4 separate regions of the Homo sapiens genome follow, and regions 2, 3 and 4 are each linked to region 1. A link is an interaction called in ENCODE POLR2A ChIA-PET data of the cell type or tissue named here. Cell type or tissue: MCF 10A. All regions are shown on one strand. Each heading gives the region's core, and the rest is flanking DNA. Links, peaks and the distances in the headings are about the cores only.

Region 1 (5,505 bases), core at 625-4,624:
AGGCCCAGAACGGGGGACGGCAAGAATGGGCACTGGCGGAGGCAGAATGGGCAGGGGAAAGGGAGGCAGAGATTTGGAAATGGGAGCATCTGAGAAAGGAAAGCAGGGTGAAGGGACTGCACCAGGGTCCTGGGGGTAGGGAATGACAAAGTGAAAGCTTTTTAGCTGCACCTGGTATTCAGTAGATCCTCAATAACTACTTGGTGACTTGAGATGGGTTTGAGATAGAAAGGAAACACGGAATAGCAAAAAGAACATATTGTAATCTAGTGGTGTTAGACGAAATTGGGTTTAAGTGCCAGCTCTGCTACTTATTAACTAGGCAATATTGGGCCAGTTACTTAATGTTGCTGAAAATCTGTTTCCTCAATTGATAAATGGGCAAATTGACCTCTAGGTAACTGCAAAGGTTAAGAATATAAATTTACTCCTTCTGGGCACATAGTAGGTGCTTCTTGCATGGAGCAGGGGCATTATTATAATTATGAGAAGAGGGACTGCTTTGGAACAGGGATGGGCAGCAGTGAGCCAACCCAGGAGTAGGGAACTGGAATGAGAAAATAACCTCTAACTGCTAACATCACCAGGAGATACAAGTTCTTTCTCTTTTTACTCTGCCCTCCCTCCCTCTCCATATCAGGCAGGTTTTGTGGCTCTTTATTTTCCAGAGAAGCAAAGACTTCTGCATTCCTAGTTCCTGTTCAACTAATGTGAGTGATTTTATTTTTTTATGTATGTATTTATTTATTTTTTGAGACAAGATCTCACTCTCTCACCCAGGCTGGAGTGCAGTGGCATAAACATGGCTCACTGCAACCTCAACCTCCTGGGCTCAAGTGATCCTCCCACCTCAGCCTCTTGAGTAGCTGGGACTCCAGGAACGTGCCACCATGCCCAGCTAATTTTTATTTATTTTGGTAGAGACAGGGTCTTGCCATGTTGCCCAGGCAGGTCTCAAAATTCTGGGCTCAAGCGATCCTCCCGCCTCAACCTCCCAAAGTGTTGGGATTACAGGCGTGAGCCACAAAGTCTGGCCTTTATTTATTTAAAAAATTTAGTTTGGCTGGGCGTGGTGGCTCACGCCCATAATCCCAGCACTTTGGGAGGTTGAGGTGGGTGGATCACGAGGTCAGGAGTTCGAGACCAGCCTGGCCAACATGGCAAAACCCCGTCTCTACCAAAAATACAAAAATTAGCTGGGCGTGGTGGCGTGTGCCTGTAATCCCAGCTACTCGGGAGGCTGAAGCAGGAGAATTGCCTGAACCAGGGAGGCAGAGGTTGCAGTGAGCTGAGATTGCACCACTGCACTCCAGCCTGGGCGACGAGAGTGAAACTCCGTCTTAAAAAAAAAGAAAGTCTTACTCTGTCGTCCAGGCTGGAGTGCAGTGGCACAATCTCGGCTCACTGCAACCTCTGCCTCCCGGGTTCAGGCGATTCTCCTGCTTCAGCCTCCCGAGTAGCGCATGCCACCATGCCCGGCTAATTTTTGTATTTTTGGTAGAGATAAGGTTTCACCATGTTGGCCAGGCTGGTCTGGAAAACTCCTGACCTCACGTGATCCGCCCCCTCGGCCTCCCAAAGTGCTGGGATTACGGGCGTGAGCCACCACACCCAGCAAAAAAAAAAATTTGTTTTTACTCACCACTATACTGACAAGGAACAGGTGATTTTAAACATCCCCTCCCACCTACATTTTAGCTGGAACAATTCTCCAGAGGCATGGGGGTAGAGTGGGGTGGTGAGTTCTAGGCAGCAAGTTAACAAATGACCCCTAAAGATATTCATCTAGGCTCTAGGAGGCCCAAAATCAGGCCCTGGCAGTTCCCCTGACGCAAAACCATGGCAAGAGTTCCGGGAGCACCAAGGCAAGGTCACAAAAGTGGCACGATGACCCTACCCTGGGATGCAGCTCAGCCTGACCCAGCCCAACTCAACCCAGCTACCCTGGAGGCTGCTATGAGCTGAGCCGGGAGCTGGGAAAGGGCCCAGCATTCCTGTCCTTCTGCCAAAGCCGGCTTCTTAGGACCCCAGTGTTGTGGCTCCTCCTTTGGTCTTGGTTTCTTTCCCACCAGATTATAACTCCACCAGAGTAGGACTTTATCTATCTTGTGTACTGCTCTATTTTCAGTGCCTAGAACTGTGCCTGTCAATCAATACAGGCTGCTGAAAAGGCTAGAAATACAGGATCGTTGATGTCATTACTGTTACAGTGCTGTTCCCGTGGGAAGCAGCCTGCATCTCTCTGTAGACAGCTCCAATGTCAGCCATTGGAGAATTTGATGGAGATTGAAGTCAAAACATAATCATAGGGGAAAAATGCACAACAAATAAAATATTTCCCCTTTTGTCCAGACTTTTCAGACACCCCGTATTTACTGGATGAGTTGATCTACAAAGTGAAAGGCATAAATTAAAGGCTCTCTAATGTTTCTCCTCCTCTGAAACCCCATGATTCAGCAGCGTCTCCCATGTGTGCTCAAAAGTTGGACGTGCCTCCAGCCTACCCTCCAAAGCAGTTGCCATAGGCTCTTTTCTTCCAAGGTTGGGAGGGACAGTTCATTCCCCAAGAGGCCTCTCCAGGGGCGGAGGCGGGTGCTGGGGCTGGCCTGTCTGCAGCTCCCTGGCCCTACCCAGTGGGGATCGCGTGTCAGTACTGGGGTTTGGTGGGCTGCCAAGGGGTGAGCCCTGAGGCGGTTTTCTGGGAAGGATAGATGCCATGTGTGACTCAGAACCAAGTTAGGGAAAAAACAAGCTCACTCAATCTCTAGCACCCTCTGCCTGGCCTGGCTTTGCCCATGAGCTCATAAAAGAGGAAGCTGGGCCGGCCAGACAGTAGCTCTGCTTTCCCTCATGTTTTCTCTCCACGTCTCACGGATTCCCTAGAGTGTCTGGGCCTCAGGCCACCGTCATCCTAGCTCCTGGGCCCTGGCTCTTTTATGACACTTTCCCTTCCCAGACACTTGGTCATTTCTTTCCCCAGGTTGGGAATCCCACCTACCATAGAAGGGGAATTGCACACAAGGGGAGGTTGCAAATCTCTGTGTTCCTTGGCCCTGCTGAGGCCTCCACTGTCAGCCATGACCATTTGGGTTTGTGCGTGTGACTGCTGTGTCTCTGACACAGACCAAGTGGTGCTGACCCTGGGAGCCTGAATTAATAGATTTCTTGAGAGCTGAGATTCTCTGGTTCAGGAAAGAAAAAGGGGGTACCAAATGACTGGGCAGCCGAGCCACCCTCAGGGCTGCAATATTCCAGTTGGGACCAACTTACCTAGTACTTTTGGCATTCAGAACAGTTCACTACCAAAAAGGCACATTTTATTTTAGTGAAAATGGGACAATCATGGGCCATAAAGAACCTTCCTAACTATTGTTCCTCCGGTTCACCTCCTATACCCCCCAGGGCTTTCTTGTTCAAAGACAGACTTGACCATGTCCATGCCTGCTTCAGTAAGTTCAGTGGCTCCAAACTCTCTGAGTTCCCAACCCAAATCCAGGCACCTTGCAGGCTTTCTCTTTCAACACCCCCATTGCTTCTTGATGTTGTGCATCTCTAATTTTGTCCTTTTTCTCACACATGCCAAACTCTTACCCATTGGACCCTATAACCGTTCTATTTCTTTTCCTTTTTCCTCCCTATTCTCCTGGGAAAAAACCACTCCTGAACCTGCCATCCAGAATTAGTTCATCTACATTGTATACAAATCTCTCAAAGCATCACACACACGATATTATAGTCATTTGTCTATCTTTTTGATTGCCAGGAGAGGCACGTGCCATTGAGATGCAGCCGTCTTAATACTGGTAACCTCTTGACAAGGCCTAAAATTATTATTAAATTGTCACCATTAAAAAAAAAATCAGTGGCCAGGCACGGTGTCTCATTCCTGTAATCCCAGCACTTTGGGAGGCCGAGGTGGGCAAATCACCTGAGGTCAGGAGTTCGAGACCAGCCTGGCCAACATGGTGAAACCCCGTCTCTACTAAAAATACAAAAATTAGCCTGGCGTGGTGGCAGGCGCCTGTAATCCCAGCTACTTGGAAGGCTAAGGCAGGAGAATCGCTTGAACCCGGGAGGCAGAGGTTGCAGTGAGCCGAGATCACGCTATCGCACTCCAGCCTGGGGGACAAGAGCAAGACTTCTCAAAAAAAAAAAAAATCAGTAAGAAATGTATAAACCAGATATTCTCAACCTATCCCTGTGGGTTGAACTCATCCTATCTCTGACCCTGAGCCTTTCACATAAAATTTGGTAGTATTTGGTGATACTGCATTTTGTTTTAAAAAGTCAGGTAGATTGAAGTATAATTTAAATACAGTAAAATTCATCCTTCTTAGGAGTAGTTTTTGATGAGTTTTGATAAATGCATATAGTTTGTGTAAAGGCCTCCACCATGATGATATAGAGTTTTCCATCACCCCCAAAAGTTCCCTGCATCCCTTTGTAGTCAGTCCTGTCCCCATCCCCTATAGCAACCACTGATCAGACTTCTAACCTTACAGTTTTGCCTGTTCTAGAATGTCATATAGATGAAACTACAGGCTGGGCAAGGTGGCTCATGCCTGTAATCCCAGCACTTTGGGAGGCCGAGGCGGGAGGATCATCTGAGGTCAGGAGTTCAAGACCAGCCTGACCAACATGGTGAAACCCCGTCTCTACTAAAAATTAGCCAGGTGTGGTGGCAGGTGGCTATAATCCCAGCTACTTGGGAGGTTGAGGCAGGAGAATCACTTGACCCCAGGAGGCAGAGGTTGCAGTGAGCTGAGATCACGCCATTTCACTTCAGCCTGGGCAACAAGAGCAAAACTCCGTCTCAAAAAAAAAAAGAAAGAAAGAAAGAACGAAACTACAGTAGACACTCTTTTGTGTCCAGATTCTTTTGCTCAGTATAATATTTTTGTGATTCATCCATGTCATGGCATGATTCAGTAGTTCTTTCCTTTTGACTTCTGCATAGCATTCCATTGTATAAATATATGACAGTTGGCTTATTAATTCACCATTGATGGACATTGTGGTTTTTTTCTTATTTTTGGAAATGATGAATAAAGCTACTATGAACATTCATAGACAACTCTTTTTTAAGACATGTATTCTTATTTCTCTTGAGCAGATGTCTAGGAGTAGTATAACTAGGTGCATGTTTAGCTTAGTAAGAAATCGCTGCTGTGCCCAGTGGCTCACACCTGTGATCCCAGCACTTGCACCACGACGCCCAGCTAATTTTTGTATTTTTAGTAGAGACAGGTTTCACCATGTTGATCAGGCTGGTCTCAAACTCCTGACCTCAAGTGATCAGCCCACCTTGGTCTCCCAAAGTGCTGGGATTACAGGTGTGTGCCACCATGCCCAGCCTAAAGGCAGAAGGATTTCTTGAGCCCAGGAGTTTGAGATCAGCCTGGGCAGCATGGAGAGACCTCGTCTCTACAAAATTAAAAAATTAGCCAGGTGTTGTGGTGCGCGCCTGTGGTCCCAGCTACTCTGGGAGGCTCAGGTCGAAGGATC
Region 2 (4,792 bases), core at 793-4,792, 76 kb after region 1:
ATGGGTTTTCTAAAGATTTCAGTATTCCCTATCCCTAACTTTTCATAAAGTCCTGAGTTTCTTAATCACAATGTTTTCATCCAAGGAGGCTTTTAGGAACAGGACCCCAGGGTTAGGGCAGGAATACACTATTGTTATTTTAACAGTCTATCAACTAGAAAGGCAAAAAAAAAATTAGATTTTTTTCAATATTAATGAAGTTGAATTGTTCGTTGATAATTGTTAATTAGTTATGGTGTTTCTGTTATAAATTGTCTGTGTCTGAATTTCTCACACAGTACAATATAAAATACAAATAGCTGTGGGGTATTTTCTAGGTGCTGGTTACTGTTCTAAGAGCTTTAAATGGAGTAATTCAGTTAATCCTGCCTCACGGTACAATAATTAGTCTCGTATGACGGAGGAAATAGAAGCCTGGAGAGGTCAAGTAACTTGCCCAAAGTCATACCCAGAAAGGCTGGATTCAGAGACTGTTGCCAACATTTTCCTTATTTATTTGCATTCCATTTTTTTCTATTAAATATAAAAATTAGCCAGGCGCAGTGGCTCACACCTGTAATCCCAGCACATTGGGAGGCCGAGGAGGGTGGATCACTTGAGGTCAGGAGTTCAAGACCAGCCTGGCCAACATAGTGAAACCCTGTCTCTACTAAAAATACAAAAAATCAGCTGGACATGATGGCCTGTGCCTGTAGTTCCAGGTACTCAGGAACTCGAGAGGCTGAGGCAGGAGAATCGCTTGAATGTGGGAGGTGGAGTTTGCAGTGAGCCAAGATTGTGCCATTGCACTCCAGCCTGGGTGACAGAGCGAGACTTTGTCTCAAAAGAAAAAAAAAAAAATTTAAAAACTTTTTGTAGTTAAATCTATGCATATATTCCTTTCTTTTGTTGGCCTATTGTTTCAGTTAATTTGTTTTTTTACTTTTTTCCCATGTTTTACTTATTACTTTCATATTTCTTGTATGATATTTATCTTAAAATCTAGTTTTATTTTTCTTTAAGAGACTGGGAGTCTTGCTATGTTTCTCAGGCGGGTCTCGAATTTCTGGGCATAAGCGATCTTCCTGCCTCAGCCTCTCAAGTAGCTGGGAATTACGCCACCAACACACCTGGCTTCTTTCAGCTAATTTAGAACATCCTACCCTTTTCAGAGATTAAAAAATATTTAGATTTGCTCAGGATATGTTAGATGAAGTGAGGATTTACATCTACTATATGTATTTTCCCAAATATTAATAATTATTTCTCCTGAACCATTTATTGCATAATATTTTTCTGTTCCATTGTTATATGACAGCACGTTTCTGCCTGGTTGTAATCTCATAGTGGCTTGATTTTTAAGTGAACATTATATGTTTAACTGCCTCCTTGAGGATACTGAAGACTCTTTCCAATGATTATATTCTTTTCACTTCACCTGTCATGCATCAAGTGTTGATGTTGCTGGCTGCCTTTCTCAGTGTTAGTTTTTATGTGTTTTGGAATTTCAGCTTCCAGGTTCATTTCCAGGCTTTCTCTGTCTCCCTTCTCTTGTTCCTCACTCCTCCCTGCCTAGTGGCTGTGCAGTTGCCCTTCCCAGGGGCCAGTGTTCAGGACTAGGTCTTATATGGCAGTCGGGGCTCCTGCCCTGGGATAACCCTGGGAATGACTCACATCCAGCCCCATGGCTGTGGGTGGCTCAGTTAAGCCCAGGTGTGGTGCCGTTTGGTAACCACGGGCCTCCCTAGGCCACAGTCCCAGGCGAAGTTAGTAGCAAGCTATTTCAGTCTTCTTGAAGAGGGTGGAAGTGTGGGCAAGAGGGGAATCTGAGTCCCTAATATTTTCACAGTGACCATGACACTGGTCCCCCACCTCAGTGGGCAATTTAATTCTATCTCACCACTCAGTACTCAACAGGACTTGACTTCCCAGCTGCCTTTAACTGTACCCTGAGTCAGAACCCAACAGGCCACAGCTGTAGCCCTGTTCATCTTTTGCATTTATATTCAGTTTCTGGGAATATCTTTGGGGATATTCTCCCTTTGTGGAGCATTGCTTTTTAATTTTCTCTAATATTATATCTATCATTGCTCTGTATTGAAAGCCCCTGGGCTAGCCTGTTTCACTTGTGTCTATTTTTTAGAAGCATTTACTGTAGCTTTATACTACATATTTGGGGATCACTAACAATTTTTTCCGGTCACACTCTAATCACTTTCTCAAGGCTGGATCAGGTGCGAGACTCTGTAGCAGTAACCTGAAGTTGAGAATTGAGGAAGTAGTGCTGCTATGAGAGGAGACCTGCGGTGGCATCCCTAGGATGGGGTGCTGGTGGGGGGTGGGTGGCAAGGGGGAAAGGGGGTTTCTGCCTAAGGGAGTTTCTGCTCCATGCCAGCACTTCATCAGAGGTCTTGAGCCAGGGTGGAATCCAGCTCCAGGGAGCATATGAGAGCAAACAATGGAAGCTTGACATGATCACTGGATGAACATCTGAAGTTTCATATGTGATGGGATCTCCCCAGAAAACAATAGTGCACATCACAGCCAGGAGGCACCCAGAGCATTGTGTTGCTGTGTTTTTTGAACCCAGTGAGTTAACTGTCCAGTGTTCCACATCATTCTGACCTGGGTCAACAGATGGAGGCAGGGCACACTCTTGGCTGTAGCTCGATCCGCCTCTCCTGCTGCAGCAGGACATTTCTCAGTAGCACAGGCAAGGTGCTCCGGGCAGGGGACTGCATAGTAAGTGGTGCCTCCTTTGCAATATAAGCCAAACAAGGCTTCCTGCTGGAGCGCCTCTTGGCTAATTCAGGGGCATGAGAGGCAGCATCTAACCTTGCCCAGGGGCCCTGGCTCCCCTTTACTATGGGGGGTGGCCTGTGATCAGGCCCAGTGGGACTGAGGAGCAAATGTGGACAGTCTTCCCCGGCACACATCGGCTGACCTGCATGCCCAGACTGTCTCCTGGGGCGCCTGTACAAGTTGGTCCTAGAATCCAATTCTTCCTGGAACTGGGTGTCATTTCAGGACAGAGAATACCGGGAGTCATAAATTGGCCCTGAAGCAAACGAAAGTCTTCCAATCCTGCATGACATAGCAGATTGTTTTGCTTGGGGCTTTGGCTTGGTCTGGGGCGTGCAGTTCCATGGGGGAACCTCTGGCAATCCCACCAGGGGGAGCCCTTTCCCCATCTTGGGGCTGTGGATCTCAGCTTTCCAGAATATTTGTGTGCATGTGAGTGAGCACATCTGACTTAATTTTTATATTCAGTATAGAATCATGACTCAGCTTTCCCTGTTAATGTAGTCAACTTAAGCTACTGCCATGGTTCAGGTTCCATCATGCTTCAAATATAGTTTATGACTGTAGTTACGTAGTGTGGCAGCAACACAGGGCAACTTGGGGCTGGGGAGAAGTGAGCGTGTCTTTCCCTCCCCAAATGCAGTCATTTAGCATCTTCCTCTTTCAGAGTCCTGTATCCCAGCGATGGGGATCAAGATTCAGACTTAAGGACACCCTACCTGGACCTTGGCAAGGAGATTTTTACAGTGGGAATCTGGTCCAGCCTCTCTCTGGCCCCAGGCCTCTACTGTCCACCTTTTACAAATGCCACATGGTAAGGAGTCAACTGAGCTACCTTCCAAGGAGCTGGATTGGTCTCCTGGCTCTGCCTGACCTTCCTCAGCCCCTCCGCAACCCCCACCTGCTCGCTTCTCCTTCACCTCCTCTCCTGTTCACCTGTACCTTCTTTCCTTAGATGTGGCCACACTCTGTTCCCCCAGGCAGCGTCTTCACTGAGTAGTCTTTGAACCATTAACCACCTGCAGCCCTATCCATGTTCTCTAGGGCACCTGCAAGAGGAGGAAGGGGAATTTGCTGATAGCCACAGCTGTGCATCCTACTGGAGGTGCCTTCCGGAGGGCAGCATAGTTAATCTAGACACCCAGCATTCTCAGTCCACTTCCATGGCCTTCTCTTCCCATTGCCTGGGTCTCAAAAGGCCCAGGACAATCTCATGAGGTGGACCGAGCAGTATTTGGGGAGGGAGGATAGAAAAGAGACTGGGATATCTTTAATTAATAGATACTATTAAAACCTCCTCCCCAGCAGCAGTAGTAGGGATCGTTAGTGGCAGCAAATCCATAGGGGTCTGCAGCAACCTCAATTCTTGCCTCTTTGGTCACTTACTGGGATCTTATTGGGAAACTGCTGATCACCAGTTTCAGATGTTTCTATTGGGAGACTGCCTGTCTCTGGTGCCAGCTGTGACCAATTATTTTAGAGAGCCCGTTAACAACTGCCTGACCCTCACCTGATGTTTGCCTGACATTCCTGTGGGTGTGTGTCTGGGGCGCCCTCTCCTGCCCTGCTCATCCCTGACTAGCTACTTACTCTAACAGGATGAGAAGACATACAAAATAGAGGCTACTTTAAAAAAAAAATTCTCAGAGTGTAGTGTGTAAACGTTCACCTCCACTATAAAGACCTCCTTGCCAGGGGTAGGAAGCCTTTAGTCTGAACCTTGAGCTCCGTCGCTGGGATACAGGACTCTGAAGAGGAAGACGCTAATGATGACATTGAGTTGACTCCACAGCATCTCACAATTCTTTCTTTTTCTAAGTCATCTGCATTTAGTATCCACTGACCAAGCAGGCAGGAAATGTAATTGAAGTTTTATTAGGGACTCCCCTATCTCTTCTCCTATGGGGTCCAGTGACCATCCCAGGGGTCTGACCCAGCCTAGAACATTCAGAGTCTGGGCCTCTGACCTTCAGACACAGCTGATATGAATGGGAGTCTTTGTGGTTAGTAA
Region 3 (5,584 bases), core at 617-4,616, 56 kb after region 1:
ATGAAAGTCTCGGCCACGGTCCTCTAACAAAAGACAGGTTAATGAGAGAAAAACATTTATTGAATCCAAGTTTTATGTGTCACGGTGGCCTTTAGAATGAAGACCCACAGGGGCCGGATGTGGCGGCTCATGCCTGTAATCCCAGCAGTTTGGGAGGCCGAGGTGGGCAGATCACTTGAGGTCAGGAGTTCAAGACCAGCCTGTCCAATATGGTAAGATCCTGTCTCTACTAAAAAAAAAAAAAATTTAGCTGGGTGTGGTGGCATGCACCTGTAGTCCCAGCTACTCATGAGGCTGAGGCAGGAGAATTGCTTGAACACAGGAGGCAGAGGTTGCAGTGAGCTGAGATCACACTGCCACACTGCAGCCTGGGCGACAGAGCAAGACTCCGTCTCAAAAAAAAAAAAAAAAAAAAAGGAAAAAGAAAAGAATTAAGACCCACAGGGAAAATTCTCATTTTTTATGCTTAGAGTTGATGAAGAATGGATGGTCATGTGGAAGCATTATGGGACAGAAAGGGTATGATCTCCTGGAGGAATCCAGCAATGCCTGTCTGTCCGGATTCTTCTCGGCCTCTATGTTGTAGCATTTCTGCCAGCCAGGTATGGGACTGGACCCCTCTGGAATGAGGATCTTATTGTGTCCAGAAATGGTGGGTTCTTGGTTTCACTGACTTCAAGAACGAAGCCACAGACCCTCGCGGTGAGTGTTATAGCCCTTAAGGTGGCGCTTCTGGAGTCTGTCCTTTCTGATGTTCAGATGTGTTCGGAGTTTCTTCCTTCTGGTAGGTTCATGGTCTTGCTGGCTCAGGAGTGAAGCTGCAGATCTTCGCAGTAAGTGTTACAACTTATAAAAGCAGCATGGACCCAAAAAAGTGAACAGCAGCAAGACTTATTGCAAAGAGCAAAAGAACAAACCTTCCACAGTCTGGAAAGGGACCCAAGCGGGTTGCCAATGCTGGTTCGGGCAGCCTGCTTTTATTCTCTTATCTGGCCCCACCCACATCCTGCTGATTGGTAGAGCCGAGTGGCCTGTTTTGTCAGGGTGCTGATTGGTGCGTTTACAATCCTTGCGCTAGATACAAAGGTTCTCCACGTCCCCATCAGATTAGTTAGATACAGAGTTTGGACACACAGGTTCTCCAAGGCTCCACCAGAGCAACTAGATACAGAGTGTGGACTGGTGCACTCACAAGCCTTGAGCTAAACACAGGGTGCTGATTGGTGTATTTACAATCCCTGAGCTAGACATAAAGACTCTCCACATCCTCACCAGACTCAGGAGCCCAGCTGGCTTCACCTAGTGGACCCCACACTGGGGCTGCAGGTGGAGCTGCCTGCCAGTCCTGTGCCGTGTGCTTGCACTCCTCAGCCCTTGGGTGGTCGATGGGACTGGGCGTCGTGGAGCAGGGGGTGGTGCTCGTCGGGGAGGCTCGGGCCGCACAGGAGCCCTTTGAGTGGGTGGGAGGCTCAGGCATGGCGGGCTGCAGGTCCCGAGCCCTGCCCCGCGGGAAGGCAGCTAAGGCTCGGTGAGAAATCGAGCGCACCGCCGGTGGGCTGGCACTGCTGGGCGACCCAGTACACCCTCTGCAGCCACTGGCCCGGGTGCTAAGTCCCTCATTGCCCGGGGCCGGCAGGGCTGGCCGGCTGCTCTGAGTGCGGGGCCCTCCAAGCCCACGCCCACCCGGAACTCCCGCTGGCGCCCAAGCGCCGCTCGCAGCCCCGGTTCCCGCTCGCACCTCTCCCTCCACACCTCCCTGCAAGCTGAGGGAGTGGGCTCCAGCCTTGGCCAGCCCAGAAAGGGGTTCCCACAGTGCAGTGGTGGGCTGAAGGGCTCGTCAAATGCCGCCAAAGTGGGAGCCCAGGTAGAGGAGGTGGCAAGAGCAAGCGAGGGCTCTGAGGACTGCCAGCACGCTGTCACCTCTCATTATGGCCCACCATTAGACAAGCGTAGGTCAGACTATTTATTTATGGTCATGTCTTAGGAAGCAGTAGAAGAAATAATTCTAGTTTTTATGGCTGGCTTTGGGGAACAGGGGTTCTGGTTTCTATGACCTTAGGGAGGACTAATTCTGGCTTCTGTGGCTCACTTCAGGAGAGAATGAGGGGCGAGAGACAGGAGGGGCAGAAGGTCAGAGGGATCTTGGTTTCGAGGCTGCTTCTGAGTCTTCCCAATGTCCTTTAGTTCAAAGTATTCAGCATGCCAAAGTGCCACACTTTGGGGTATTGTTTTCTGAGCCCCAGTGTTTTCTTCCTCTCTTCTTCATTCTTTCTCAATCTCTTCTTCTTTTTTTAATTGAGATGGAGTCTCACTCTATCACCCAGGCTGGAGTGCAGTGGCGTAATCTCCGCTCACTGCAACCTCCGCCGCCGTCCGGGTTCAAGTGATTCTCGTGCCTCAGCCTCCCAAGTAGCTGGGACTACAGGCACATGCCACCATGCCTGGCTTTTTTTTTCTATTTTTAGTAGAGATGGGGTTTTGCCATGTTGGCCAGGCTGGTCTCGAATTCCTGACCCCAGGTGATCCGCCTGCCTTGGCCTCACGCCTGCTGGGATTATAGGCGTGAGCCACTGCATCCGGCCCCCAATCTCTTCTCAATCGCATTCATCAATATTTTTTTTTCTTCTTTTTTCATCCCATCACCTTGGGTCTCTCCTTGTCCGTCTCCCAGTCTTTCTTACTGTCAGCTAGCCCCTTGCTTTTCCCCTTCCTTTCTTTGCAACAGCTTCCTATCTCATTTGTTCAGCATAATAGAAGTGCAAACCGATGGCCTACTGCCTGAGTATCTGCTCTGCAGAAACATATAATTTGCTAAGAGAACGTTTATCCAAAATATTGTCTTCAGGAACTGGGAGCAGTGGCTCATGCGTGTAACTCCAGCACTTTGGGAGGCCGAGTTGGGAGGATTGCTTGAGCCCAGGAGTTTGGGACCAGCCTGGGCAACACAGTAGGACCCCGTCTTTATAAAAAATACAAAAATTAGCCAGGCATGATGCTACACACCTGTAGTCTGTAGTCAGCTTCTGGGGAGGCTGAGCTGGGAGGACTGCTTGAGCCCAGGAGGTCAAGGCTGTAGAAAACTTTGATTGTGCTACTGCACTCCAGCTTGGGTGACAGAGCAAGACCCTGGCTCCAAAAAAAAAGAAGAAAAAAAGTCTTCAATCTCAACAATTAAGAATTGGAGATTTCACATAAAAATCCAGATTTTATCCTGGGCAACATGGGCAACACAGTGAGACCCTGTCTTTACAAAAAATAATAAAAATCAGCTGGGTGTGGTGGTTCACACCTACAATTTAATTTGAGAGGCTGAGGAGGGAGGATTGTTTCAGCCCAGGAGTTCCAGGCTGCAGTGTTTTATGATAGTGCCATTGCACTCCAGACTGGGGTGAGACCCGGTCTCTAAACAGAAATCCCAGTTTTACAGCTTAAAAAAAAATCAGGCTATCTGGCATCATGCGACCTACACCGATTGCTAGTAACAGTTGATGGAGCTGGGCGGTGGCTGCCCCACTCTGTTCACCAGTGCCCACTCCATGCCTCCTGGCCTCCTTAACACTGAGGGAAAGTGCCAATTGGCATTTATTATTTAGCTTGAGTAGTTATTTTTTCCTCTAGCAGACAAATTTTAGTTTCTACCTATATCTTTACTGAAAAAAGGGAAAACAGAGAACAAGAGCCAGGTCTTTCTTATCCCAAGCCTGCTACCTCATTTGCATTTTCTGCTTTGCCCCTGCAGGTGGCTGAATTTTCAACCTTCGCTATAGACAAAGGCTCAGGTCTCCCTTCCCAATTTCTCACCGTGCCTCACTTCTCTTTTACTCTCTCCATATATCCTCGTTTCTCTTTTTGTTCATATAAGGTTAATATTTAGGCCGGGCACAGTGGCTCACGCCTGTAATCCCAGCACTTTGGGAGGCCAAAGCGGGTGGATCACTTGAGGTCAGGAGTTCGAGACCAGCCTGGCCAACATGGTGAAACACCATCTCTACTAAAAATACAAAAATATTAGCCAGGCATGGTGGTGCATGCCTGTAATCCTAGCTACTTGGGAGGCTGAGGCAGCAGAATCACTTGAACCCGGGAGACAGGAGTTGCAGTGAGCCGAGATGGCATCACTGCACTCCAGCCTGGGTGACGGAGTGAGACTCCATCTCAAAAAAAAAAAAAAGTTAATATTTAATGCATTGATGTAAAGCTAACTTCAGGACCACTTTTGAAACTTTTTTTCAGACTGTTTTGAAATCTTCAATCTTCAGAAAAAGTCTGTGAAAAATCATTTTATTTTCGCACTAGTGTGTGTGTTTGTGTGTGTGTGCACGCACATAGATGAGAGTAGTTACTCTGTGAAGGATCTGTTACTTATCTTGCTATTTTTCTTGTTTGACTAACAGCCTATTTATATGGATAAGATCTGAGAATCGGTTACTAGGCCGTATGAAAGAGGAGTCTTCTTTAGGATCATTATCAGTACAGGCCTGGCATTCACCTAACCAGTAATAGAAACCTGAAAAACAGTGGCATAAAAAATTGAGAGTTTAATTTTTCTGCATTTAGAATAAATCTAGAGGTGAGAGCAGGGATCCTAATAGCATAGCAATATTGGCAAGAACCTAGTGTAATTAACCATGTTTTCTAGTTTCTATATTCTGATACTTCCACATCGTGGGGTCTTGCTGACCCTGGAGTGACTGCCTCTCCCAGGTTGAGCTAATTCCTAGAAGCAAAGAACTCGCCTGTCATATGTAGATCAACCAAGCTAGACCCCATCCTCCCAACCACCACCTTCATCAGGCTCTGCCACTCCTAGCTGCAATTCCCCTAGTCAGCCCAGGACCAGTACTAGAGAGCTAGGGACAGCCCCTATGCCCCAGAGGCTGCTGAAATTATTCAAACTAGCCGAGCCTGAACTTGCTTACCTGCCTGCACACTCCTGCCTGTGAAACCACAATAAAGGCTCTTGCCCACATTTTCCTTTCACTCCCACTGCCTCCTGACTGACTCAGGTGCTTCCCCATGGGGCACCCCTGCACGCCATGCCATGCCTCATGCATGTTTCTAGGGAACTGTGAGTAAATGTCTTCCTCCATGAAAGTGATTCCTGTGTCTGCACGTCTTGCCACACCTGATTAAAACAAACCCTGGCTACCTTTACAACCCCCAGGTCCATCCAGCCTTCTGAGCCACCACCCTGACTTGATCGAGCATCAGGAATCTCATTTCTGGGCGGGGTGCAGTGGCTCACGCCTATAATCCCTACACTTTGGGAAGCCAAGGCTGGCAGATCACTTGAGGTCAGGAGTTTGAGACTAGCCCGGCCAACATAGTGAAATCCTGTCTCTACTAAAAAAAAAAAAAAAAAAAAAAATAGCTGGGTGTAGTGGCATATTCCTGTAACTCCAGCTACTTGGGAGGCTGAGGCACGAAAATCACTTGAACCTGGAGGTGGAGGCTGCAGTGAGCCGAGAATGTGCCCCTGCACTCCAGCCTGGGTGACAGAGTGAGACTCTGTCTCAAAACAAACAAACAAACAAACAAAAATAAAAAGAATCTCATTTCTGGGTGGTGTGGTGGCTCACACCTA
Region 4 (5,584 bases), core at 640-4,639, 66 kb after region 1:
TTAGCCCTTGGGCGGTCGATGGGACTGGGGGCCCTGGAGCAGGGGGCGGCGCTCGTCGGGGAGGCTTGGGCCGCACAGGAGCCCACGGAGGGGGTGGGAGGCTCAGGCATGGCGGGCTGCAGGTCCCGAGCCCTGCCCCGTGCGAAGGCAGCTAAGGCCTGGCGAGAAATCGAGCGCACCGCCGGTGGGCCGGCACTGCTGGGGGACCTAGTACACCCTCCGCAGCCGCTGGCCCGGGTGCTAAGCCCCTCACTGCCTGGGGCTGGCAGGGCCGGCCGGCTGCTCCGAGTGCGGGGCCCGCCAAGCCCACGCCCACCCGGAACTCCAGCTGGCCCGCAAGCACTGCACGCAGCCCCGGTTCCGCTCGCGCCTCTCCCTCCACACCTCCCTGCAAGCTGAGGGAGCCGGCTCTGGCCTTGGCCAGCCCAGAAAGGGGCTCCCATAGTGCAGCGGTGGGCTGAAGGGCTCCTCAAATGCCGCCAAAGTGGGAGCCCAGGCAGAGGAGGCGCCCAGAGCGAGTGAGAGCTGTGAGGACTGCTAGCAGGCTGTCACCTCTCAAGCTCACTGCAACCTCTGCCTCCCAGGTTCAAGTGATTCTCCTGCCTCAGCCTCCTGAGTAGGTAGGATTACAGGCGTGTGCCACCACACCCGGCTAATTTTTGTACTTTTAGTGGAGACAGGGTTTCACCATGTTCGCCAGGCTGGTCTCAAACTCCTGACTTCAGGTGATTCACCCACCTTGGCCTCCCAAAATGCTGGGATTACAGGCATCAGCCACTGCTCCTGGCCTCTGTGTAGTTTTGTTTGGAGCTGCAGTAAATAGTGTCTAATCTTTTCCTTCCTTACAGGCTATTTCTCCATATTGCTTCCCAGATACAAAATTCATAAATGTATACAAGCCATACCCATGTTACCCACTCCCTCAGGCCCTGCCAAGGCCTTGAGAAACTAGACTCAGACTGTGTCTCCATGTAGGGGGATTGCACATAGCATCTTTGAACTTCAGTTTCTCTTTCTGTAAAATGGGGAATTTTGACTACTTAGCATGCGTCATGTGTTAAAACCCTAACCTCGTTAGCAATTATAACCACTATCAGTATCCCATACTCTGGTTTTTTTAGGGCTTTCCCAAGGCAAATGGGAAGATTTGCTGCCAAGCTCACTTCGGGAGGTCACCAGGCCCAGAACATTCTTGTCCTCACAAATTTTCACTTCCTTCATTTAAGAACAAGGACTAGAGTGTTCTCACTTAATTACAACTGGGATAGGTGGGAGGGAGTTACCCATGTGGGCAACATTAGGGAAACTTTTTCTTTGAGACAGGGTCTTGCTCTGTTGCCCAGGCTGGAGTACAGTGGTGTGATCATGGCTCACTGCAGCCTCGACTTCCTGGGCTCAAGCAATCCTCCTGTCTTAGCCTCCTAAGTTCTGACAGCCCTTAGGGACTACAGGCGCACACCACCACACCCCATTCATTTTTGCATTTCTTGTGGAGATGCGTTTTTTCCATGTTTCTCAGGCTGGTCTTGAATTCCTGGGCTCAAGAGATCCTTAGGGAAACATTCTACCAAACCAGAAGTGATGGATCAACTCCCAGCAAGCCTTTAGTGGGCATTGTTCTTTTCAGGGAGCTGGATAGAAGAGGGGTCTCGGAGCCACAACACCCGTGCTGCCCATGATGGTAGAAAAGGGAAGTCTAAAAAGAGTTTGGGTCTGAACTGGGGCCTAGGAAAAGTTAATGGGGCAGTGATTTTGGCCTTTTCTACCCACCTCCTTGTAATAATATTATTTTAACAATCTGGCTGGGTATGTGGCTCATACCTATAATCCCAGCACTTTGGGAGGCCAAGGTGAATGGATCACCTGAGGTCAGGAGTTCAAGACCAGACTGGCCAACATGGTGAAACCCTGTCTCTACTAAAAATACAAAAATCATTCGGCCGAGGTGGTGGTTGCCTGTAATCCAAGCTACTCGGGAGGCTGAGGCAGGAGAATCGCTTGAACCTGGGAGGCGGAGGTTGCAGTGAGCTGAGATTGCGCCACTACCCTCCAGCCTGGGTGACAGAGGGAGACTCCTTCTCCAAAGAAAAAACCTAACCGCCCCCCCCAAAAAAAACCAATCAAACAAAAAACCAATCTTACCCCCATGACGTTGCCTCTCTCTAGCCTCCCAGGGTATTTCTGTAGTCTCAATATTTGGCCTTAGCTATAAGAAAATTTCCTTACCATTACTCTTTATTGTGCAATTCTCTGAAGATATTCTTCTGATGGCATTCTTTCCTCTCCATTCCTTGTGTGTCATCATTATTTCTTGCTTATTCCTGTCTTGTGCTTACTTCCTGAAATCTGATCTATCCTTTAGGCCTATCTCAGAAGCCTTTATGAAGCCAGCCTGCACGGAGACACTTTCCTTCTCTGGAACCCATGGCACTTAGCTGCTATGGCTTTTGTGCTCATCAGCAAACTGGAATGCGCTTCCATTAGACTTATCCTTTCACCTTAGATTCCTTAAGGCAGGAACTGTCCTGTACTTAGCCTTGCTCTTGTCATGTTGTATTTACTTGATAATTATTCCTTGAATTTAACTGGAAATTCCGGTTTGGAAGGAGAGGACATATATACACGAAGCATGGTATATTTAAATAAACTGGAGTTAATTTTCCTTCAGAAATACCTCCTATTTAAGCCTTTGCCACACAGGTATAGGCCTGGAAATAAAAGGTGTGGCTAAAAGCTACCTGCTCAGAGAACTCTTTTTTTGTTGTTGTTGTTTTGAGATGGAGTCTCGCTCTGTCGCTAGGCCGGAGTGCAGTGGCGCAATCTTGGCTCACTGCAACCTCCGTCTCCCGGGTTCAAGCGATTCTCCTGCCTCAGCCTCCCGAGTAGCTGGGACTACAGACATGCGCCACCACGCCCGGCTAAATTTTTGTGTTTTAATAGAGACGGGGTTTCACCCTGTTGGCCAGGCTGGTCTCAATCTCCTGACCTCGTGATCCGCCCGCCTCGGCCTCCCAAAGTACTGGGATTACAGGCGTGAGCCACCGTGCCCAGCCCAGATAACTCTTTTCTTCAGATTTTCTTTACAGATTCTTCAAGCTGTAAAATAAATGAATACCATCTCTCATCACCTATACCTAGGAAGTGCTGAGTAACTCTTTCCTGTGGACCCACTGAGTCAGAGGTTCACATCTGGTTGGGCAAGTAGTGGGTGTGATCAGTGATGAATATTCTTTGGTTTCAGCACCAGCATCAGCTATTTATATGTCAGTGATGCAAATCTCCATATGCAGAGTCCTTGATACTGTTCGGAGTGCTTCCATACCCATGCCCAAACTGGACCCAGCGGGGGTGGCTGCCGAGAAAAGAAACTTGACAGAGCAGGTTCAAAGGGTCCCTGGTTTCTTGCACTGGAAGAATTAGGGTGGGAACACAGTGGGAGAAGAGAGGTGGAATGTCACAGTTCTGACAGCCCTTAGCATGGAGATAGCCAGCAGCCAATTAGATATGGGAATCGGAAGCCTAGCAGAGAGGATAGCTGGAGAGTACATTTCAAAGTCACTGCCATATAAACAGGAATTAAAACCCTGATAGTGGGTGGGATCGCCTGGGAGAGTACGGAGGAAGAGGAGGATGGATTCAGAATGGAGTCCCAGTGCTTGGGTAGTGCATGGAGGACAGGACCCCTGAACAGGCCGGCAAAGTGTGGGTAGAGAGGTCAAGGAGAGAGAGGAGAAGTTACTGTAGAAATCGATAACTTCAACAAATGAGAGAGAGGTCAGCTGTAAGGTAAGAACCAAGAAGGGCCCACTGGATTTGGCGTGGAGCAAAGGGATGGAGTGAGTGGAGTAAAAGCGAAGATGGAAGGTGGATTTCAGTGGTGCCAGAGGGGAATGGTAGTAAGGAGAGCGTAGTGGACATGGAGATGTGCTGCTCAGATCTCCCCCAAGGAAGGACTTGTTGCCCAGCTATGGGAGAGCAGTCAGCAGACAGCCTCCAGCCATCAGCTCCTTCAGGGTCCCCTGGCTGCAAAGAGCTGCCTGGTCCCTCTTCCTGGTCACACCCTTTCTCCTGGCAGCTCCATGTGGTGACTAAGCAGGGCTGGATATAAATGTCTGGCTCTTTCAGTTCAACTTGCTTTGCTTTGATAGACAATACTGCCCCAAGCTCTCTGCAGAGTTATGAGAGGTGTGGTTGGGCCTGCAGCTCAGTTTAACTTCTCCCTCTGCCCACTCCTGCTTCCTTGCCCTTATTCACAGGTGTTAATACCTAATTAACATCTTGCATCCCAACTTTATCTCAGTATCTGTTTCCAGAGAACATGGTCTCCAACAGAATCATGGGAACAAGTCTTCTGAAGAGTTTGAGAGCAGGAGTCGAGGGACGGGAAGGAGGTGTTAAAAAATTAGTAGGGAATGGTGACACGCCTATAGTCCTAGCTATTGGGAGGCTAAGGTGAAAGGATCACTTGAGCTTAGGGGTGACTATACTCAGCTCTTCTCGGGGCTCACGAAACACTTTACAAAACATCTTTCTGTATCTCATTTGAGGGTTTTTGCCTACAGTCATTGCCAAGGCCACTTATCTGTAGTTTTCTTTTCTTTTTTATTTTTGAGACAGAGTCTCGCTTTGTCACCCAGGCTGGAGTACAGTGGCCTGATCTTGGCTCACTGCAAGCCTTGACTTCCTGGGCTCAAGTGATCCTCCTGCCTCAGTCCCCCAAGTAGCTGGGACTACAGGTGTGCACCACCACACCTGGCTAATTTTTTTTTTTTTCTTGAGATGGAGTTTTTGCTCTTGTTGCCCAGGCTGGAGTGTGATGGCACGATCTCGGCTCACTGCAGACTCCACCATCCAGGTTCAAGCAATTCTCCTGCCTCAGCCTCCCGAGTAGCTGGGATTACAGGCATGCGCCACCACACCTGGCTAATTTTGTATTTTTAGTAGAGACAGGGTTTCTCCATGTTGGTCAGGCTGGTCTCGAACTGCTGACCTCAGGTGATATGCCTGCCGCGGCCTCCCAAAGTGTTGGGATTACAGGCGTGAGCCACCGTGCCCAGCTAATTTTTGTATTTTTTGTAGAGATGGGGTTTTGCCCAGGCTCATCTCAAACTCCTGAACTCAAGTAATCCACCTGCCTCAGCCTCCCAAAGTGCTAGGATTACAGGCGTGAGCCCCCACACCTGGCCTGATCTGTGCTTTTCAACATTCATCTTTTTTTCCATCTTTGGGAATCAGAGCCACACAATCTCCAACTTCTAATACCTTTCTGCCTCTTTGTGATTTCTCAGAGATCGTTGATAGTGACTTGGAGATACTCTCAGTTAATTTTTATTTTGGTACTTAGGAATGTAATCCATTCAGACCAGGAGGTTTGAACACATTTGGAGCAGCTACTCTTGCTGTTATTATTATTTTTTTCAGGTGTTATGGTGATTCCCACTTAGCAGTGGCCGTTCTGCTGTTTCCTAGTCAAATTCCATGCTGCTTACTGATAAGCTGGGGGCACTGGCTTCTGCTCTTGCTCTTTCTTCTGGAAACATTATTCTGTTCCTTTGGACATGGGCAAGGGTCCTGTCCCTAACTT

Evidence for each region. ChIA-PET counts read pairs that join two places held together with the same protein. Peaks named below come from ENCODE experiments on the same cell type or tissue, not always from the same donor. Only the 100,000 strongest peaks of a DNase experiment are listed, where the experiment ranks them.
Region 2: POLR2A ChIA-PET joins it to region 1 with 27 read pairs; 29 of 35 experiments call an interaction of 5 or more read pairs at or near these places.
Region 3: POLR2A ChIA-PET joins it to region 1 with 10 read pairs; 25 of 35 experiments call an interaction of 5 or more read pairs at or near these places.
Region 4: POLR2A ChIA-PET joins it to region 1 with 77 read pairs; 29 of 35 experiments call an interaction of 5 or more read pairs at or near these places.

Annotation. Positions count from the first base shown.
Region 1 is chr6:30,749,843-30,755,347 of GRCh38, forward strand. It overlaps the pseudogene RN7SL353P. Among named protein-coding and RNA genes, the nearest start is that of IER3, 8.0 kb to the left of the region's middle. In MCF 10A, for the core only: no CTCF peak of the experiment used is centred there; a DNase peak (open chromatin) is centred at 2,729.
Region 2 is chr6:30,825,517-30,830,308 of GRCh38, forward strand. All of the region lies in intron 1 of LINC00243 (long intergenic non-protein coding RNA 243), which reads right to left. Among named protein-coding and RNA genes, the nearest start is that of LINC00243, 2.7 kb to the right of the region's middle. RefSeq lists enhancers at 1,716-2,216, 3,016-3,310, 3,190-4,089. In MCF 10A, for the core only: a CTCF peak has its summit at 3,152 (motif pointing right); DNase peaks (open chromatin) are centred at 1,655 and 3,135.
Region 3 is chr6:30,806,080-30,811,663 of GRCh38, forward strand. No RefSeq gene overlaps it. Among named protein-coding and RNA genes, the nearest start is that of LINC00243, 22 kb to the right of the region's middle. In MCF 10A, for the core only: no CTCF peak of the experiment used is centred there; no DNase peak of the experiment used is centred there.
Region 4 is chr6:30,816,303-30,821,886 of GRCh38, forward strand. The region is part of intron 1 of LINC00243 (long intergenic non-protein coding RNA 243); the gene reads right to left. Among named protein-coding and RNA genes, the nearest start is that of LINC00243, 12 kb to the right of the region's middle. In MCF 10A, for the core only: no CTCF peak of the experiment used is centred there; DNase peaks (open chromatin) are centred at 2,329, 3,199 and 4,109.